Regions from separate parts of the Homo sapiens genome. Here all the other regions are linked to region 4. The links are chromatin loops, found by intact Hi-C in ENCODE. Cell type or tissue: Caco-2. All regions are shown on one strand.

Region 1 (5,000 bases), 50 kb before region 4:
CCACAGAGCTGTGTGGACCTCGGGGGCCATGTGGAGAGCCAGAGCCTGAGTAATAAATCCCCTCCCTGCAGGACGACTAGCCAAGTTTTATTACAGATCCTATCACAATGAAAAGGGCTGGTACTCCCGTGACTGAGCTAATCCCGTCACCGTGTGAATCAATAGGAAACCCACAGGAGGCGATTCGATTCAGGATGTTCATTTTGGGAAGCTGGTCTTCCTACAACATCGGAGTCAAGATATTGCCGGGCACTTCCATGACAAATGGAAAGTTCAGCCCAAAAGGACCAGACTTGTTAGTAAAATACATTCAGATCTCTCCAAATAAAAATTCAGATGCATTTTAGTCTCCCCTCAGTACAGCAGGCTGAATCCCTTAATCTACCACATTATTATGGAAACACCCTTATCTCTGCCTGTCAAAATCACTGCCGTTGCGGGGGCTCCGTCTTGGGAGGCACCAGCTGCTTTATAATCATTTAGCTGATGTGCAGTTACATTATCTTGAAGCAGGCCACATATTTGAAGAACGGCACCAGATCCAGGATGAATCTGAGGGACATCCGGCCAGCAGGGGAAGGGGAAGAGAGGTAACACATGCTGCCCAGACATACTGCTGCTAGGTGACAATGCAATGCCTCCAACCCCGTCCCCTTGACTCAGGCCAATGTCCCTCTTCTGCAAGCCAGTTGGCTAGGCAGCCAGGGCCATGTCAGGCAGAGGCAGACTGAGAGTTCTGGGTACTGTTTCTGTCCAACAAGTATGGCCGGTTCTCCTCTAGGGCTGCCAGTTTGCATGAGGGCCTCATGTCTCTCCACTGGCAGGGGCTGGTGAGCATCCAGTCCATCTGTAGGAGGGACACACGGTGGCTGTCTTCTGCAGTGTGGGCAGGCCTGGAGTGACGGCCCAAGCAGCTGACCCCACTTGCCAGGGGAACGCAGGGAGGTGAAGTTACATCTAGTGTAGCAAAGCGAAGGCCATGTGGGACGTTGATCTCCAGGTTCCAAGATGGGCCCTTGGCAGGAGCCCTTGTGAACATGGATGTGGCCTGTTGGGATGGGGCCTCCCACCACGCCTCCTGTTCTCCCACCTCCATTAGGGGTGACTCACACCTGAAGAAATGATGAATCACGTGGGTTACAAAACCAAAGGGCTCCTGAGAGCGAGGCTGGAAAGGACCTCGGAAACCATCTATGCAGATCCTGTCCTCAGCCCATCCCCTCTCGCCCCAGCCTCTCACCTCCAGCTGCCAAGCCACAGACTCCAAGTGAATCCTGCACGCTCAACAAGAGACCGCTCCTGGAACTGACCATCAGAGAAGCAGCTTCCTTCCCACCTCAAGGCCTTCTCGACCTTTTTGTTTTACTTCCTATATTAAGCAGGTTGATGGCTTGCTTTCTGGAAGTGGGCCAGTAGGACCAATGGGTCCTGGGAGGGATGACAGAAGAGATCCAGCAGCGATCCTTACCCTTCATAATTCCTTGATTATGGTGTGAACATTTCCATCCATCTCCAGGGTGCTTCAAATCATTATCCACTGGATACCAGGCTGCTCCAGGAAGCAGGGGTGAGGATGATTCAGCTGACTTTCTACTGCTGGTCCCAGCTCAGTGGGTGCTTTTAAGAGTGTACATCGTCTAGTGAACACCTACCACACGGCAGGCCCTGGGCTCATAAAAACGAACGTTTACGGACAGCTTATTGTACAGCAAAAGCTGACCTCATCCTCAAATCAGCCCGACGGGGTAGATGCCACTGTTCCCCGCATTTTGCAGGTGGGGCGCCTGCCCTCAGCCACCACAGTCATTTGCCCAAGATCGCAGCGAGGCTAAGCGGACGGCCTGGGGGTTCACCTGCACGGCCTGGGGGTTCACCTGCGCGGCCTGGGGGTTCACCTGCACGGCCTGGGGGTTCACCTGCGCGGCCTGGGGGTTCACCTGCGCGGCCTGGGGGTTCACCTGCACGGCCTGCCTCCCAGCATGGGCCGCGGCCTCCGCCATGGGCTCCGTGCGGTGGTTTCTCGGGTACACGCTCGTGAGCCCGGCTGATGCGCCACATGCCTTTGCCCCGCTCAATGTGTCCCTTCAGCCAGGCTTGGTCCCGGGCGACCCACTGTCTTCCCCGCAGCTTCTTCTCCCTGGGACCCCGCACACGGGCGAGCCCTCCGTCTAGGGAGGCGGGCGAGGCCGCCAGGCGTCTGAGGCCCCCGCCAGGTGAGTGCGGCCTTCGGGTGTCCGGCCGGTCTAGGGAACCGGGGACTCACCTGAGACGCCGGGGCCTCCCCGCTCCCAGCAGAACTCGCGGGCCGAGGACGCCTCTGGGGCGGCACCGCGTCCCGAGAGCCCCAGAAGTCGGCGGGGAAGTTCCCCCGGTGGGGGGCGTTTCGGGCCTCCCGGACGGCTCTCGGCCCCGGAGCCCGGTCGCAGGAGCGCGGGCCCGGGGGCGGGAACGCGCCGCGGCCGCCTCCTCCTCCCCGGCTCCCGCCCGCGGCGGTGTTGGCGGCGGCGGTGGCGGCGGCGGCGGCGCTTCCCCGGCGCGGAGCGGCTTTAAAAGGCGGCACTCCACCCCCCGGCGCACTCGCAGCTCGGGCGCCGCGCGAGCCTGTCGCCGCTATGCCTCCGCGCGCGCCGCCTGCGCCCGGGCCCCGGCCGCCGCCCCGGGCCGCCGCCGCCACCGACACCGCCGCGGGCGCGGGGGGCGCGGGGGGCGCGGGGGGCGCCGGCGGGCCCGGGTTCCGGCCGCTCGCGCCGCGTCCCTGGCGCTGGCTGCTGCTGCTGGCGCTGCCTGCCGCCTGCTCCGCGCCCCCGCCGCGCCCCGTCTACACCAACCACTGGGCGGTGCAAGTGCTGGGCGGCCCGGCCGAGGCGGACCGCGTGGCGGCGGCGCACGGGTACCTCAACTTGGGCCAGGTGAGTGCGGCCGGCCCCGCGCGCCCAAAACTTTCCCGGCGGCCTCCGGCGCGCGCGAGGGGGGCGCCTCCGCAGTCCTGTCCGCCCGGCCCCGGCCCCGCGCGCGCGTGGGAAGGCTCCGGGACCGCTTGGGGACGGCGGGCGGCCGGGGCGCCCTGCGGGGGGGGGTGTCGCCCGGGGGGGCGCGCGCGGGACACTCGGCGGGGTGGGGGGGACTGGGGTCCCGCGTGGGCGCCCACGCAGGTCCGGCGCGCCGACCGCAAGTCCCCCGGCAGTGCCGCCCAACCCCGCGCTCGGAAGTGTGGCCTCAGAAGCCGGGGCGGCGCGGACACCTGCCGGGCTCCGGGGGAGTCTGGGCTGCCTCAGGCGTCGCGCGCCGTCCGCCGCTGGGTCCTGGGCGCCCACCCGGCTCTCCCCCGCGGGGGAGCGGCCCCTCTGCCCTCGACGGGCGGCGCGAGCTCCGGACCCGGTGCGCGCGCCAAGGCGGCCGCGGCCGCTGCTTGGGTGACATGAGCGTGGCCCGGCGTCTCGGGGACTCGCGCTCCCTCGGTGTCCGCGGCTCCCGGGGGTAGATGGCCGGGAGCCTGCACCCTGGAGCCCGGCCGCCGTCGGAGAGGCCTTGGGACAGCGCAGGGCCGGGGGTCCTGGGTTTAAAACCTCTCCAGGAGCGGAGGGAGGGCGCTTTGTGTGGGGGCTTCTGCCGCGGTTCTGATGGCCGAGCGGTGTGACCTTTGGCAAGTCGCTCCCCTGACAAGCTCCTTTGCAGTCAGTGGCAATGTCTACACCGCTGGGTTGTCGGAAAGATCTAATGCTGCGTTGCCACAGAGCCTGGACCGGGGCCTGACCCTCACCGGCCCCCACGGGGCCCTCCCAGCCCCGCAGCCCTCGGCTGTCCCCTCTTCTGTCAGTGAGCAAGCAGGCCACGCCCTGGGCACAAAGGCGGCATTACCCTCAAAGGACCTCCCGGCGGGTCCCTTTTTCCTCTCTCAACCAGCTACCGGGCTGAGGGGCGGTGAGTTGGGGTTGATCCATGTTTATGGCTCCTGGAGAGGCCGTTATTTTGAGGTCACACCAGGGGACCTCTCAGTGCAGTTAACAAATCTACAAACTACACACTCAGAGGGTTAAGTGAAGTGACAGGGAAGCACCGACTCATAACTCTAAACCTTAGTGCCAGGCAGTGTTAAATGTAGTTTCATCGTTATCCGTGGCAGAAGCCAGCAAGGTGTGGTGGCGTCCCTGATTGATAGAAATGACATTAGTTCTGCATCCCAAGCCCCACGTTGATGTACTATTAGGTGTGTGGCTGGAGGGGTGGATTCCACCATTCGAATGAAGGAATCTTCACAAGGCAGGTTCGAGTTTACTGAAAGAATGCTAGCACATCTTTGGAGACCTTTTAAATATATGCATATATATATATAAAATGTTACATATATACACATATACACACATACATATACGCACATGTATATCCATATAGATATTTAGTTTTTTTAACCACTCAAGGCCCTCCAAACATCCTGTGATTTCAGATTTTGCCGTCGGGTAGCACTGACTTCGTTTGTCTCTGTAGTTCTTGACTCTCCCTGGCTGATTGTCCAGGCTGAAGAAGGTGTTCCTCATGTTTGCGTAGTGCCCCTGGCTCCTGCCACACTTCGCTGCTGTGCCCAGGTGGCCCAGCAATTTGTCTTCAGCTAAAAGTGACTCTTAAACTACGCGATAAATTACAAAGTGCCTGGGTTTTGGGATTCTAAAATTAAATGAGCAGAATGGAGCTGAAATTGAGCTGTGAGCTCACACTGCAAGAGAGAGGCAGAGAGGCACAGGTAACTCTCCCCGGAAATTTCTATCTGTGGGAATAAAAATGCCTAACCCTTGGCCATGCCGCCCCTTTGAGACAACCTCTGTCAGGCTCACTGAGTTCTTAGTGCAGTCTGCTCTCCTGGTTTTGCGGATGGGAGAGAAGATTCGCCCCGATGCACACTCCGTACCCAGGATATTCTGGGGAGTTAATCGGGGTCTCCCCAGCTCTGTCTAGTGCAGCCAGCATGAATGCCACGCAGCCCGGTCACTCAGGCATGGTGCTGG
Region 2 (5,000 bases), 140 kb before region 4:
GAACTCCCATGAGGTGATCCTTGCTGAAGAAAAAAAGAAAATTTGTTCCCAAGCCAGAAAAGGAGGTTGCACAGAAGAAAATGTATCCCAGAAGAATCTGAAGAAACAAACATTTACGGCGTGGGAAGAAGTTCAGCATAAAATAGATGCAAATAAAAGACTTAAAAGGGAAGAAAAAGAATGGCACATCCTTGACCAGAATCGGACTCAGATATTTGCCCCTCCACCTACATCTCTAAGCCAGAGAAACAGAAGTTCTCAGGCCGTATCAGAACTTTTCTGTAGCAATAACAGTCCTGCTGAGGTGGCCCGAGGAGCTGAAACAGACGAGCTTTGACGAGTTTAGCAGAAATAAGGAAGAGATGAGCTGATTGTTGGCAAGTGCACCTCTTCTCTCTGTCTGAAGCGAGATCTTTGAGACATTCTTCATCCATTCCCCGGGGACCTAGGAAATGAGCAGAGTCCCCCTCTATGTGTGTGCTTTCATAGAAGTGCCCGTTACACTTCTCCCGCAATTTACGGGACCACATCTGGTTGGCTATCTTGGTCAGCTTTAGGATATTGGCTCGAAAAAGGGTCATAAATTTTATTTTCAATTTTGTTTCTGTGGCTTTTATACTTTAATATGCCCTTGCAGACGTGCCGAGTGTGATGTTCCGGTTAAGGAGAGAAATGGCTGCTAGAGAGGAGTGCTCCACCTGGGAAAGGGTTTTTGGTCTCAGAAAGAATCCCTCTCTCCTTTGCGGGGGTCAGGCCAAGTTGGGGCTCAAGTTAGTGAGTGCGTGGTGTGGCCTTGCCGGTATGTCTTTTGTCTGGCCAGCTGTCTTTAGGAGGCTAACCCTCCTTCCTTTTAGTTGGCACTGACCCCACCTCTGGTGACAGAGTTTGAGACGTGACTCAGATCCAGCCAGTCAGATAATTTGACCCTCCTTGGGATGGGGAGAGACCATCGAAGCTGGGCCAGTCATTGCCTTCATTGGAGCTGCTGGGCAACAGGCTGCCCACCCCCTGGGTCCAGCTATGCCTGAAGCGCTGTGCTTTCCTGGAAGTCCCCATGACTCAAAGCAATAAGTCCCCCACCTGCCCCTAAACTTATAAGCTATTGTGAGTTGGAATTCCATCACTTGGAAATGAGTCATGAGTGACAAATGAGTCTTGAATACAAATCTGGGGTGTATGTTCGGAGTTCCCCGGGACAGCAGCACTGGCCCCCGACTCCCAGTTCTTCCTCCACAGAGGGGTGTTTGAACAGTGTTGGAAGAGGCTTAGCCATTCCATTCAGCCCACACCTGCCACGACAATCCCAGGACAGTCCTTCTGGCCCAGCCTCCGTTTTCTCTCCTATAAAATGAGTTGCTCAACCTTGAGACCTGTGAGAATTAAGTGGGAAACCAGAAATAACTCAAAACAGCAACGTCTGACAATCCCTTTTCTCTGATTCCGAAGGTCAAAGAGCTCTGAAAGGAAGGTTTTTCCTAGCTTTTTTTGATGGCCAAAACCTGACCCCATCTAAATGAACTGCCATGCAGCTGTCTGTGAAAGTCAGTTCCCTTCCCCACTTTGTGTTTCCTTATATTCTTTGATTTCCTTCCCCCAGAGCACTTCCAGCCGCGCCATTCAGCAAACGGAACTGAGCCTCCTGCTCTGTGCAGGGAAGTGAGTCCATCCCTATCTCCTGCCTTCAAGGAGGTTAAAACCATGATCAAGAAGTGGGGAGGGGGGCAGGGGGTCAGCTGCTGGCTCCCCACGCACAGCCCCTTTGTGGGCTCTTTGTCTTTCTCTCTCTCTCTGTCTCTCTCTATCACTGCGTGTGTGTGTCTCTCTCTCCCCCCTGGCACAGTCACACAGACCCTCTACACAAGGGGACACACATGCACACACATATGTACCCCACACACATATACATATATACACGTTCCTGGGAGATATGATCAAAGTTATTTATGGGTTCAAAGGAGTGAGTCCTGGCAGGGGTGGGCACTGCGGTGAGTGTGGCAGATGTTGGACCACCGCCCCTCCACTCCAGCATCCTTGGGGATATCCTCTGGGGGGCTGGAAAGTTCAAGCCCACGTTTCTCAGAACCACTTGCCTCTGGGCTGTCAGTAAGGGCCTGACAGCCAGATGCATGTCACCTGGACAGGGAGGTGAGGCTGAGGTCTTGCTCCGATTGCTTTCATTCTGCTCTGACCACAGAGATGGTGGCGAAGGCACTTGGTTTTCTGCAGCGGTGGAGGCAACAGTGTCATGCCTGTGGGAGGCAGGCAGAGGGCGTCTGTGTGGCTGGTGTGGATCACGACTGAGGGACCAGCGTCCTGGGCATGAGAGGCAGTTGAGCCTCCTCCGCAGAGAGGCTGTGCATGGGGAGCCCGCCGCTGATCCTCCGCCCCCTCCCCACTTCTGGGTCATGTCAGAGATGCAGCTCCAGTTCTGCAGTGTGAGGACCAGTTCCAAAGCCACACTGAGGGCCTGTGCCTCCAGCCCAGGTGACTTTGTGCACACCCAAGCCTTCAGTTACCCTGTTTCTACATACACCTCTGAGGGTGGTTTCTGGGACTGCAGTGAGCTCTGAGCATCACGGGGCCACGTGAGAATAGTGCAGGAGAAGTCACCGGACTTGAGGGGGAGACACATCCCAGGGGACTTGGGACTCTGAAGGGTGCTGTGTGAGGAAGAACTGGACTGGGTCTAGAGGTGCCTCAGTGATGCTGACGGGGAGAGGGCGGACCAATGGATAGTGTAGACGTCCATGGAGGACAGCCTGGAGAGGTGACTGTGAAACAATGTTCTGCACACAGCTCCAAGACATGTGGACCCCGCTTCTGCCCCTGGGACTCGGGGAGGCAACATATCCATTTAAGAAGGCTGCCCAGCACGGAGACCCTGGGGAGACATCAGGCTGGTTTAGACCAACAGGTAGAAGAAGACAGGAGAAAAGATTAAGGATGGAAGGGAGATTATTTATCACCAAACAGGACATGTTCAGGGCAAGAGAAAGGGCTCATGGAAGGACCTGAAGAGGGGCAGGGAGTGAGGAGAGTGGGTCCGGGCCCCCCGAAGATGCAGCTAGAGGTAGGAGCCAGAGAATGGAGGCAAGTGATGTCCCTGGCAAATGGCGTCCTCTGTCCCTGGGGTGATCCTTACCTGTCCCTCCTCATTGCTGGATTAAAAATTAGCTCTGGGCCAGGCATGGTGGCTCACACCTGTAATCCCAGCACTTTGGGAGGAAGAGGCAGGTGGATCATCTGAGGTCAGGAGTTCGAGACCAGCCTGGCTAATATGGTGAAACCCAGTCACTACTGAAAATGCAAAAACTAGCCAAGCACGGTGGCGGGCACCTGTAATGCTGGCTACTCAAAAGGCTGAGGCAGGAGAATCTCTTGAACTCAGGAGGCAGAGCGTTTTGCAGTGAGTCAAGATCTGCCACTGCACTCCAGCCTGGGCGACAGAGCTAGACTCCCTCTCAAAAAAAAAAAAAAAAAAAAAAAGTTAGCTTTGGGGCTAGGGATAAGCCTAACCACCCATATTTCCAACCCCAAAAGCCTCCAAATAAAATGAAATCAAGGTTGTGTTACTTGCTGGGCTAATATGATTAACCACAGATTATTAAACTGGTCCATCATTTTCCATTTGTCCTTAATTTTTTTCCCAATGAACTTATATCGGCAGATTTAATTATTTTTTTAAAAAACTGTCTTTAGCAGGACAAAATGCGGAGGAAAGAAATGATATTGGAGTTCCTTTCCCATCCCTCTTTCCTCTTGCCCCTTTTCTTTTCCTCCATCTGATGCTGCTCTGGTGGAGGTTGGGGATGGGGTGGGCCAGGGATGCAGAGAGCCGGGACACAGCTGGAGTGTGGGGTTCCCTGCCTCCAGAAGGGATGGCAAGGGCCATGGGGTGGGGGCAGAGAGGGAGAAGGACCAGGCTGTGAGAGGAGGCTGCTGGGAAGGGCTGGGGCCCATTGTCCTAACCAACCTTTGTCATCCACCCTGATGGATGGACGTCATCCATCCGTGACCAATGCTAGGTCACCCTCAGCTGCCATGGTGGGCTCAGCTGTGATCCCACCACCTGGAGCTTAACGCCTGTCTTCCTTGCTGGGAAGACTCAGAACCACACAGACCTGCTCCTCACCCTTCACAGCCAGCACTGACCTCAAGGAGCAGCAAGGCAAGCCCTCAGCATCCCTGGTTTTCTGAGGTGGACTCTCCCTGACTATTCACCCTTTTCTGTTGCCTTCTAGACATACCACCCATTTAATTTTTAGCATTCTGATAGGTCTCTCAGTGTTTTGCTTACATTTTGATATTGAGCATCTTTTCACGTATTTACAAGCAGTTGGAATTCTTTGGTGAATTGCCTGTTTCTATCCTTCATCCATTTTCTAATAAGTTGTTTCTTGTTTTGCCAATATGCAGAGCCTCTTTATATATTATGCATGCTAATCCTAAGTCTACTATGTATGGTGAATATTTTATCTCAGCCTGTCCTTTAGCTTTTTAAAAATAAACTATTTTTTAGAGCGGTTTTAGGTTTACAGCAAAATTGAGCAGAAGGTGCAGAGATTTCTCATACACCCTCTCCCACTACAGGCACAGCCTCCCCTATTACCAACATCCACCAGCAGAGTGGTCCGTTTGTAACAATTGATGAACCTGCACTGAGGCAGCATTATCAGCCCGAGTCCATCATTTACCCTGGAGTTCACCTTGGTGTTGTACATTCTCTTTTTTTGAGACAGTGTCACTCGCTCTGTCCCTTAGGCTGGAGTGCAATGACACGATCTCAGCTCATTGCAACCTCCACCTCCTGGGTTCAAGTGGTTCTCCTGCCTCAGCCTCCCGAGTAGTGGGATTACAGGCGTGCGCCACAATGCCCCGCTAATTTTTGAATTTTTAGTAGAGATGGGGTTTTCCCATGTTGACCAGGCTGGTCTCAAACTCCTGACCTCAAGTGATCCAGCCACCTCAGCCTCCCAAAGTGTTGGGATTACAGGCATGAG
Region 3 (5,000 bases), 92 kb after region 4:
AAAGAGGGGTCCAGTAGCCACCATGAGATAGTGCTTCCCCTGTGTAGATAGAACAGATGTGAGTAACCCTGAAGCACAGATAATGACAAAATATAGTGAGATCATGAGGAAGGGGCAATTTGTGAATATTCATTACCTTTGTTTTTAGTATAATTTATTCAATTGTAAGCTTCTATAATTTAATGTTTAATAAAGACTGTGTTTAACAACCAGCTCACAAAGGTTCTGAAAATGTTCACAATCAGTTCCGTTAAGCCAGTGCTGGTCGGCTGCAGCGCACCACTGCATATTGGGAATTGAACGGGTAGAGGGTTGTCTTTCTCTTGGGACAAGCACACTTTAAGGGGAGCGTATTCATTGCAGGACCAAGGCTCAACGTGCACTGCTCCCCACCCGTCCCAGCTCCTCTTTATGCTTGCGGGGGCCAGCCACTCTCCAGTCCTCCCCAGGAATATACGTCGCAACCAGGCATTCTTTTTTCATTGGCCTCATTCTTCCCAGGGCCGGCTCAGAGGCCCCCCGGTCTAATTGCCATTGGTTTAACTGCTGTTTAATAAATCAAACTATTTTTCTGACTAAATCTTGCTAATCAGTAAATAGTGATCATCTGAATTCTCCATATGCTAAAAAGTCATTTTTCCAAGGGGTAAAATTAAAGTAATATTTGGCATAAAAAAATTCTAATACACAGGCAGACACCTTTATGTCTAATATCTCAACTGTAGAGGTTAGATAATCACAGAGTGCTATACTGTGTTATAGCCTTAAAATGTAGAGTGCTTACAGATCACTAAGAAATATTTAAATAATATCACTAAATAGGCCAAAATCCTGAAAAGCAATTCGTAAAGAAAACATACAAATAACCAGTAAACACAAGATAGTCAACATTTGTAGTATCCAAATAAAATATAAACTAAAGGCCAGGTGCGTTGTCTCACGCCTATAATCCCAGCACTTTGAGAGGCCAAGGCAGGTGGATCACGAGGTCAGGAGTTGGAGACCAGTCTGGCCAACGTGGTGAAACCCTATCTCTATAAAAATACAAAAATTAGCCGGGCATGGTGGCGTGCACCTGTAGTCTCAGCTACTCGGGAGGCTGAGGCAGGAGAATTGCTTGAACCAGGGAGGTGGAGGTTGCAGTGAGCCGAGATTGTGCCACTGCACTCCAGCCTGGGCAACAGAGACTCCGTCTCAGAAAAAATAAAAATAAAAAAAATAAACGAAAACACAAGAAGGCAAAATCATGATAGAAAGCCAACAAGCAGCAGTTGCAGAGATGGTAGAACAAATGTGTGAAACGAATCTGTATGGCACTCTGCACTCGGGGCCACAGAGTGATGTGATTTAAAGAACGGGAATGCAGGGGCAGAGGAGCCTGGGTCCCACGCTGGCTGCACCGGTGACGGGCTGGGAGACCTGGGACTGATGACTCCCTCATCAGCGTCTTACCAGCACCTGGTGGACATGAAATTTCTCACGCAGCCTGTGTAGGTTGTCACAGAAGCCCAGGCTCCTCTCCCCTCTCCCTACCTGCCACTGCAAGTGTGTGTTTTACCACAGCCTTTAGGAATTGGTCCATTTGCTCTCTGGGAAAATTCCAGCCTGGAGAAGCTGGTAGAGACCTGCCTCCATGCCTCTGAGGAAAATCAAATTGGCTGCGACCTCTACAGAACCCAGGAATTTGGAATTCACTGAATCCAGGGTTGCTGCGCTGGAGGCAAAGCTGGGCTGCTATTGGGTTGGCTGGCCCTAAGGGAAAACTCTTCTGACTTTTGAACTCAGCAGGTACATTTCTATTCTTCCTTTCTTCTTCTTAAGCAACACTTTTCCCGAGAAAAACAAACAAAACTTTGCTAACCAAAAGCTTTGTGTTGAAACTGCCAGGAGGAGATGATAAGCCAAGCATTGCCTTGGCTCCTCAGGACTTTTGCAGGCCCCCGGGGCAGAGCCATTCAGGAAGTTCCCACAGGGCTTGGCTTTCTTTGGAGCTCAGCCCAGTGCACCTGACTCTACCCTGTGCTTCTGTGGAATCCCAGCTTTGGTTCTGTCCTTCCCAGAAACCTGAAAGTTGAAGCCAAGACAGGATCAAGGAAGGTCTAGTCAGAACTGTGGTGCTTTTGCCAAAACTTGCAGAATAAGCTATCGGGGCACAGATCAGTTACGAAAACCAAATCTGACCCGTTATCCAGGCGACTTGAGTGAGAGGAGCAGGAGGGTGGCGGGAGGAGACCAGGCTGCCGCAGACACTGGAGCTCCTGAACGGGATTTGGACCTCAGGGTGGTGTTTAGGGAGAGCCCAGAGCAGAGCAGCTGGCAGGCGTGGTCTGAGTTCAGCTGGCCGCTTCCTGGCCTGGTCACGGAATCTCTCAGTCTCTGTTTCTGCACGTGTGTGATGGGAATAATAGTGTCTACTTCAACGGGCCTGGGGAGATTCAAATGGAGGAAGGTTTCATATGAACAAATCCTTTATGAGGAGTTTCAAAGGTTTCAGGATTACAATCTTTGTCCATAGTGCCTATAACATCAGAAACACCAAGAAGTGTTTCTTGATATTGAGCTTCCTTGAAGCCAATTACACATGTCAGTTACATATCGAATTCTGTGTTCTGCCTTGTGCTGTGACGGTGTCTCACGAAGGTGCTGCTATACCTTTGGAAGACTCCAGAAAGCCCAGGGAAGCAGGTTCTTTTCAAACATGATAGTTCACACTTCATACCTCGAAGCATGTATTTTGATGACGTTTTACTCCGCAAATGTCACACTGGCCCCACTGCGTGTCTCCCCAGACTGGCCCAGCCCTGCTGTCGTCAGGCCTTGCCTGTTGCCCAGTAAAGAGATCTAGCCCTCACTTCCTTGCCTCGGCTCCCCCAGCCTCCCCCACGGTGAAGCCTGGGCGTTGGAATGGCTGCTGACGTTCCCACCGGGGAGGAGCAGCGGAGGCGCAGGGGCCGGTCCGACCCAGCGGGACCCCGGGGGGGCGGGGGTTGTGGCTTTTCCCTCCACTTCCAGGTGAGGCTTGGTATCAGGCCTCCCCAGCATCTGGCTGCCTGGAGGGGGCAGGTAACACAACCCAGAAGGAAGGTTTACCCAAGGAAAGACAGGACATAAAGTGTATGCCCTTCCTGTCTGAGGGCACATTGGTCTCACAAGGCCTGTTTGGAAGACTTCCCCCAGCTAAGCAACCACCCCGTTTCTTTGTGGAGCTGCAGCCAGCTTGAAACACAGCTCCTTCCATTTGTCAACCCCGGGCGCTTCCTCCTGCTGCCCTCCACTCCTGTTGCCCTGGGATTGCACCTCCCAATAAAGCTTCAGCCCATGGGCTTCACTTCAGTCCCTTGTTTTCCAGGGAACCTGGACTAAAACACGTGTTCCGGTGGCAGATTGAACAAGAGCTTTGGTAATCTCTGTGAAATACTGCAGAGGGACAGATGACCAAAGCCACCACATTTAGAACTTTGGCTGCCTTTGGAAGTCCAGAGCTGGATCTCTCAGCTCCCGCCCCCAGAGGCTCAGCACTTTGGACATGGCTCACAAACAGTTGTTGATTGACTGCATGAATGCGTGTGCGTGCAAGCATGAACCTTGTTTAAATCAAGAGCTTACATAATTTTAACCAGTTCTGTCTTCAGCTGTACATACTCAGTAAAATGTTTAATGAAGGGGAAGAGATTAGTCTCTTCTGTGTGACCATGTTTTCCCTTTATTCATCCTAAAAAGTTCCATGAATTCTTGATTTCCTTTCAGTGGCCCTTTCAACAATGTCTTTTTTCCCAAGAGCATAACTGTTCTCATTTTATTGCTAGCCATCTTGATCTGTGTTTTATTGACATCTCTTTTGAGCTAATCTTCATTTCTAAGATAAGAGTTGAGATTTTGCAATCTGTGTTCGATGGCTCAATCTATCCTGTGCTTGATGCTAGAAAGGAAGACAGATTTAAAGCACATGCCTTCTGTGCCGGCTTTCAAGTTTGTCACTAAACTCTCATTTCTGGAAAGTGCAATTATAGAGTATCACTCCCACTTCCTTGGAAACAGAGCTGAAGAACTTGGCACACTCTCCAAACAGTCACCATACACACTGTTGTCAAAAAGTTCCATTTTTAACCCCATTTGCATTAATATTGCAGTCAATCTCTTTACCTCCTTTTCTCTTTCACGGGGCCGTGACAGTGACGCCTTTCCCCAAAACTCTCCTCGTTTGAGAAAAAAAGAAGTATGTATCCCCACTTATCTCGGGGAGAAATGCAACCAACTGCTGCTGTGCACATTTATGAATCACAGTATTGTTTAGTCGGTTCTGTATCTCCAGTAGAAAGCATAACAAAAAGATGACCTTTGTCTCACCTCATAGCTAATTTTTGCAAATAAAATACTAAACATTGATGAAAATGAAAATGACAGATCTGAGGAAGAGGGAGAGCTCTCTTGAAACCCCTTTCCCAGATTTGCCCTCAGTTTTAGGAATGAGGTACGCTTGGGCATTCCTGTTGCCTGCATGGTTCGGCATTCTGGCAGCCAGGTTCGCCCCAGAATAGATAAGTGTGTTTGATTTTCGAACATTTGACTTTATTACCTATTTCCAGAAACACTTCGTGTTCAAACTACGTCTCTACAGGCATTTCTACTTGGTCTTTTTCTCCCCTGACATTTCACAGAGTCCTAACTGTGCTGCATGTATAACTTGTTCTTTCTTTTTGTTACTTGCATAGCAAGCATGTTTCTATGTCATTAAATATCCTTTGTAAGCAGCATTTTATAGATTTTTATAATACTTCACCAACAGAAGCACCATAATTTATTTAAGCATCTCTCTATTGTTGGACATGTAGATTGCTTTCCATTTTTTCCTATTATGAGCGGACAGCTTAGTACAAAAAGCCTTCTCCTGAATTTAAAATTATTTCTTTGGGATTATTCACCAGAAGTAAAATTACTGGGATAAATAAGAGGTGGAAACCACAAATATGCCTGCCTTTGATACATATTGCCAATTTGCT
Region 4 (5,000 bases):
GTTTGGGCCCCCTGGCTGGTGCACAATATTATTTCAGCTATTTCCAGAAAATACTTAGAGTAAAGTTTTTATGGAAAAATGGGTTCTTGGTGTTGCCCCAACCCACCTGCTTCAATGACAATCAGGGCTCTTTTTGTATTGACTGAGCAGGGATCTGTTGGAGAGACGCGTTATCTCTGGGCTCTGTACCTGAATTATCCTTCTCTGGGGCATCGCATGGTGAGGGTTTTGATTTGAAGCATATGAGGAAGTGGTCCCCATGGAGCTCACCCATGGACCTGGGCTGTGAAAAGACAGACTTGTCTTGAATATATTTCTGGATTGGTTTTATAGGTGGGTGGATGGATGGATGAATGGATGGATAGATAGATACGGATAAGTCGAACGAGATAGATATGAAACATTGTGCTAATTCCATTATTCCTTCATAGCAAGGGAAGGAGTTAAGTGTTTACTAAGGGATGGCTGTGCTTGGGCACTTTACATGCACCGTCTCACCCCATCACATGGGGGTGAGATTACGTCTACTTGTGCTTACACCATGGAACATGAAGGAATGTTTTTCAAAGGGGCCAGTATATTTAATCCTCTAGGAAAAAAGCCAGATTGTAGTTGCTCCTTCCCAAAGAGTGGGGCACTTGGGGAAGGGTGGATCAGTAGAAAACTGAGCAGCAGGGAGCCTCTGTACAGGGTGCATAGGCTGATCCCGGAGGAGGCGTGAGTTCTGTGCGGTTGAGAGACCGTCATCTGTCATCTTGGAGGAAATTCTAAGCTAGGAAAGAGGTCGACGCAGCATCCCTCCACACTTTCACTTTAAGCAAGCACTTGATCTGCCGTGTGAAGAAACATCCTCATTCTTCAACTGAAGTCTTTTGAGTTGTTGAATTGCCACCACGCGGATAGTTACAATGAAAGCAAGCTGTTTGCATGCAGGAAGCCCATCTCATAAGCATGCTCTGAGAAGAGACGGGGACCGTGGATTTCTTGGTCTTCTTTCCATGAGGCCTTCCAAGAATTAATAAAGCAGATTCTTAATGGTTAGAACTAAGGCAGAGTCGAAATAGGAGACTTAATCTGTGTTTTGACTACATCCTCTGTTGTTGGTGACTATATTTTAAAACTTTTAAAGGTACTCAGGTCGACTGCTCATCCCTTCCTTCCAAAAATATTAATGGTGCACCTGCTGAGTGCAGGACCCTGTGCCTGAGTAATGCAGAGCTGCCCAGCAGGTCTCTGTGTTGCTGAGTTCTCGGTGAAGATGGGGATGGGAGACCTGTGCATGAGCAAGGCAGGCTGAGGCAGCAGAGACAGACTCTGTGGGGGGCTTGAGGGCCACCATACCCTGGACCTGCCTCCTCTCTGCAGCACCTGAGCTGCTTGATTGACCCATTTTAGGTGTGTTAAAAGTCCTATATTCAGTTTGGGTCTGAGGGCAAAGCATTCCCAGGCATTAGTTGTCTCCTCGAAGTCAGCAGAAGGAAGGATAGAGACTTCCTAGGCAAAGGCTAACGTAGCAGTTAAATTTTTTCAAATAAAAATCTCCTTCTCACAGAGCTTCTTAATAAGCTCCTGGCAAGGCTTCTATCAATGCATCCTGCCAGTAAAGAAGAAAGGAAGAAAGGTAAACAGCCTGGGCATCCCAGGCCTTCCTGGAACGTTCCTAGGATTGGCTGATTGTTTCTCATAGTTCTAATTAAATTGTTAGCCCCAGGGAAAGCACACAGACATCTGAACCGATTATGAATTCAGAATCGCAACTGAAATACCTCTGTTTAAATTTGTCTAGCTTTAATGCAAACCAAATCAATTAGCTGTCAGTCTGACTAATATTTACTCCACCCAGTCATTACAATTAAACACTTGGTGAAATTAGCTGTTTTATGGAAGTATTTAGTGTTATCTTTTATTGCAGTGCATCAGAACGTTTCCCTACGTTGGCAAAGCATTTTTATGATACCTTCACATCTGGAGAGTTGTGTAATTAATATTATTAACAAAAGGAAAAGATGATTTAATATTATTCAGAGACTTCGGAATGCGAGGCTGCCATTGTGTTCAAATGACCAAACTGGAAATGAATGTTATGGGGCTTAGGATAAAGTTCCATCAAATGCAGACGGTATCTTATTTTAATTAGTTCCAGTCCCTATTGTATAGGAGTGCTTTGATAAGTGATGGAATGTACAGTCCACCCCATGTCACATAAAAGCAGATAGAATGTACATTTGGGAAAGCAAAACAAAACTCAAGGGGGTGTCAGCAGCAGGACTCTGTTAAGCACGTGTGTGCACGCACACTTATTAGGCATCTTCTTCGCACTGATCCTGTACCGGAATGGTACAGTCATTTTCCTTGCATTCTTAATTACCTTTACTTGATGTTTTTCTTACCGTCTTTGAAAAGGGCCATTTTGCTCAGATTGCTTTGTTACTCAGCCCTGTCCTTGGAGGAACAGCCCAAGTGTTCGCAGTGTGCAGTTATCGGTCGCTGGGTTTTTCCAAGGCTTGTCATTTAAGCAAACTGAAAGCATTTGTTTTTAACTTGTTCTTTTGCCAAAAGTCTGGAGAAGGGTGGATATTACAGAAGCGTCGACCAATCACTGAAAGGGCTCACAAATTTTTTTAAAATTACTTGTTCTGATTATGTTCCAAGCTGGCTTATAGTTAGTCGTTGCTGCCTGTGTCTTCCAGACCTTACATTTTAGCATGATGACTTGGGTTCAGCTCTTTTCCTTCCCTACAGATCTCAGCCAGATTGGTGATGGAAATGGAAGGATAAAGATGTTCAGAGGGAGCCTTGGTGGCTCCTTCTAGGGCCGTAGGAGGCTTGGGTTCAATGCTTCATTTCAGTGCTTTAAAGCTTAGAAGTTGCAAAATGATTGCAAGGACCAGAGGAGGCATTCTGTTTTGTAGGATGGGACTTTGCCCCCGGAGTTTAATCAAAGCTCGGGTTTCCTTCCAGCAGTGATGCAATGTTGAAGCAGATCTTTCCATTAACCACAGATGGAATTTTATCTAACAGTTTTGTGTGCTAGAGCAATTCAAAGTGCAAACAAACAGAAAGTTCCTGACAAGAGCACATAGACAGTAAGTGACCACATTGGTCTCAGGGGTTGATGAACTGTGTCATGGGCTGAGGGCAGGGCCAGGCAGCTGCCCAGGGCCCAGAGGATTTGCCCACGTGGGGACGGTGGACTGCTCCCCCATGAGGGTGATCGAATGACAGTGACAAGTTGGCTGTTCACATTTTCAGCACCACCCAGCTGGTTCTAGTGGCATGGCTGCTAGGAATTGGTAAAAAGTTTGAATGTGTAAATTTACCTTAAAAGACAGCATTTTATTCTTTCACGACATGCTCTGCCCTTCCGCTTAGATATCTCAAAGACAATCCAAAGTCAGTATGTCCCAAACCCAGCTCACTGTCTCTGACCCTAGTCTGTCTCAGAGGGAAGCGCTCATCCGCATTCCACTGCAGTGCCAGCGGCCTCTCCTTCCCCCCTACACTTGTTCCACCTCCCGTACAACCTGGCCCTGCCATGTCCTGTGTCTCCTGCCCTAGGCCCAGCTCCTGTCATCTCTTGCCTGCACCACTGCACTGCCCTCCTTGCTGGCCTCATGTGGGCATCCTTGCCCCGGCCAGTCACCTCCCATGCTCCTGAGGGATCCTCTGAAATACGGCCACCACTGGCCTTTAAGATCCTCCTCGGGTGACTTTCGCTCTTTTTCCCTCTGCAGAGCTTTTGCACAGACGGCTCCCCACCTTCCCCTGCTGTTGCTCTCTTCCCCACCTTCCCCTCTGGGCTCCAATATCCCTGCCACCAGGAAGCCTGCTCAGAGGCTGCGGACTTGGCCTGCTCTTCTAGCAGTCGTATGTTTGTATTCTAGATCTGGCCCTAGAGTAGGAGCACACAGCAGTGTTTGTTGGGAACGATGACTAGTTCAGTTTGTTTGGGATCTGTCAGGGACAGACAGAGTCGGCAGGGGAGCTGCAGGTGGTTCCTGGGGGACCTGGATCGTCAGGCTTGGGAGGGCGTTCAGTGTTCCAGAACCAGAGGAGAGGCGATGGGAAGGCGGACTGACGCTGCTGTGCGGATGCCTCGGGAGAGAGGAACTTGGAGTTCAAAGCATGCAAGCCCATCTCTTGCCAATGCAACAGGAGGTTATCGAGGGTCAAGGCCACATATCATTTGCTTTTACTCCCTTACAAGTCCAGCAGCAACCCAGAGAACAGTAGACAATGCTTCCTGAAGCATATCTCAAGTTCCAGAGATGTGACTCCTATAAGCAAGTTGTGTGTAACATAAGCAACTTCTTTCTATGTAAATACTTTAGAAGTAAATTCTGACCCACCTTGGCTAAATTATGGAAAAATCCTAAATATAGTTTTCAGTTGACAAAGCTGTATCCTGTATTGCTGAAGCTAAAATAACAGAGGTACAGACAGTGACTGCATGTCAGACACGTTGAGCAGTGTTGGACCTCATAGTTTGTTAGTCTGCGGGGGCAGTTGTAACAAAGTCCCACAGGATGCGGGGACTTCAACCGCAGAACCGTATTGTCTCACACTTAGGAAGGTTGGAAGACTGAGATTACGGCGTTGGCAGGGTTGGTTTCTTCTGAGGTCTCTTGATCCTCACGTGGTTGTCCCTCTCTGCGAGTGGCTCTGTCCTAATCTCCTCTTCTCATGGGACACTGGCCAGATTGGATTAGGGTCCCCCGCATCATGACCTCATATTAACGTAACTACCTCTTTAAGGCCCTTATCTCCCATTACAGTCACGTTCTGAGCTACCCCGGGTTAAGATTTCAACATAAGAATTTAGGGGTTCACAGGTCAGCCCCTAACAATAGGTGAAGCTGGGCTCCAGCTGCCTCTTCTGTTGTCAGTGAGTGGAGGTGGGTGGCGGGCGGTGGGGAGAGGGGCACCTTCTGTCCCCTTTCAGCAAAATAAGAACTAACTTACAAATGAGTAGCTTTACTTTCCCAAAGAGCTTTCACACG

Evidence for each region. A loop is a pair of places that touch in the nucleus more often than their neighbours do. Peaks named below come from ENCODE experiments on the same cell type or tissue, not always from the same donor. Only the 100,000 strongest peaks of a DNase experiment are listed, where the experiment ranks them.
Region 1: a loop joins it to region 4, with 5 times the contacts of the local background. A loop is called at or near these places in 12 of 110 quality-filtered maps.
Region 2: it touches region 4 in a loop (2.8-fold over the local background); 2 of 110 quality-filtered maps call a loop at or near these places.
Region 3: it touches region 4 in a loop (12-fold over the local background); 2 of 110 quality-filtered maps call a loop at or near these places.

What each region holds. Positions count from the first base shown.
Region 1 is chr15:101,487,283-101,492,282 of GRCh38, reverse strand. It overlaps PCSK6 (proprotein convertase subtilisin/kexin type 6), which reads left to right and starts at 2,576. Exons shown (of 22, transcript NM_002570.5): 1 at 2,576-2,909. The coding sequence starts at 2,613. LOC124903566 reads left to right here and starts at 3,130. Exons shown (of 2, transcript XM_047433427.1): 1 at 3,130-5,000. It overlaps LOC107987228 (a long non-coding RNA gene), which reads right to left and starts at 2,516. Exons shown (of 2, transcript XR_001751730.2): 1 at 1,959-2,516; 2 at 1-1,895. In Caco-2, no CTCF peak of the experiment used is centred here; DNase peaks (open chromatin) are centred at 2,430, 2,842 and 3,674; H3K4me3 peaks cover 2,300 bases.
Region 2 is chr15:101,576,018-101,581,017 of GRCh38, reverse strand. No RefSeq gene overlaps it. Among named protein-coding and RNA genes, the nearest start is that of LINC02348, 36 kb to the left of the region's middle. RefSeq lists an enhancer at 529-1,728. In Caco-2, a CTCF peak has its summit at 2,277; a DNase peak (open chromatin) is centred at 2,277.
Region 3 is chr15:101,346,127-101,351,126 of GRCh38, reverse strand. All of the region lies in intron 13 of PCSK6 (proprotein convertase subtilisin/kexin type 6), which reads left to right. Among named protein-coding and RNA genes, the nearest start is that of PCSK6-AS1, 14 kb to the right of the region's middle. In Caco-2, no CTCF peak of the experiment used is centred here; a DNase peak (open chromatin) is centred at 1,946.
Region 4 is chr15:101,437,681-101,442,680 of GRCh38, reverse strand. All of the region lies in intron 2 of PCSK6 (proprotein convertase subtilisin/kexin type 6), which reads left to right. Among named protein-coding and RNA genes, the nearest start is that of PCSK6, 50 kb to the left of the region's middle. In Caco-2, no CTCF peak of the experiment used is centred here; a DNase peak (open chromatin) is centred at 3,050.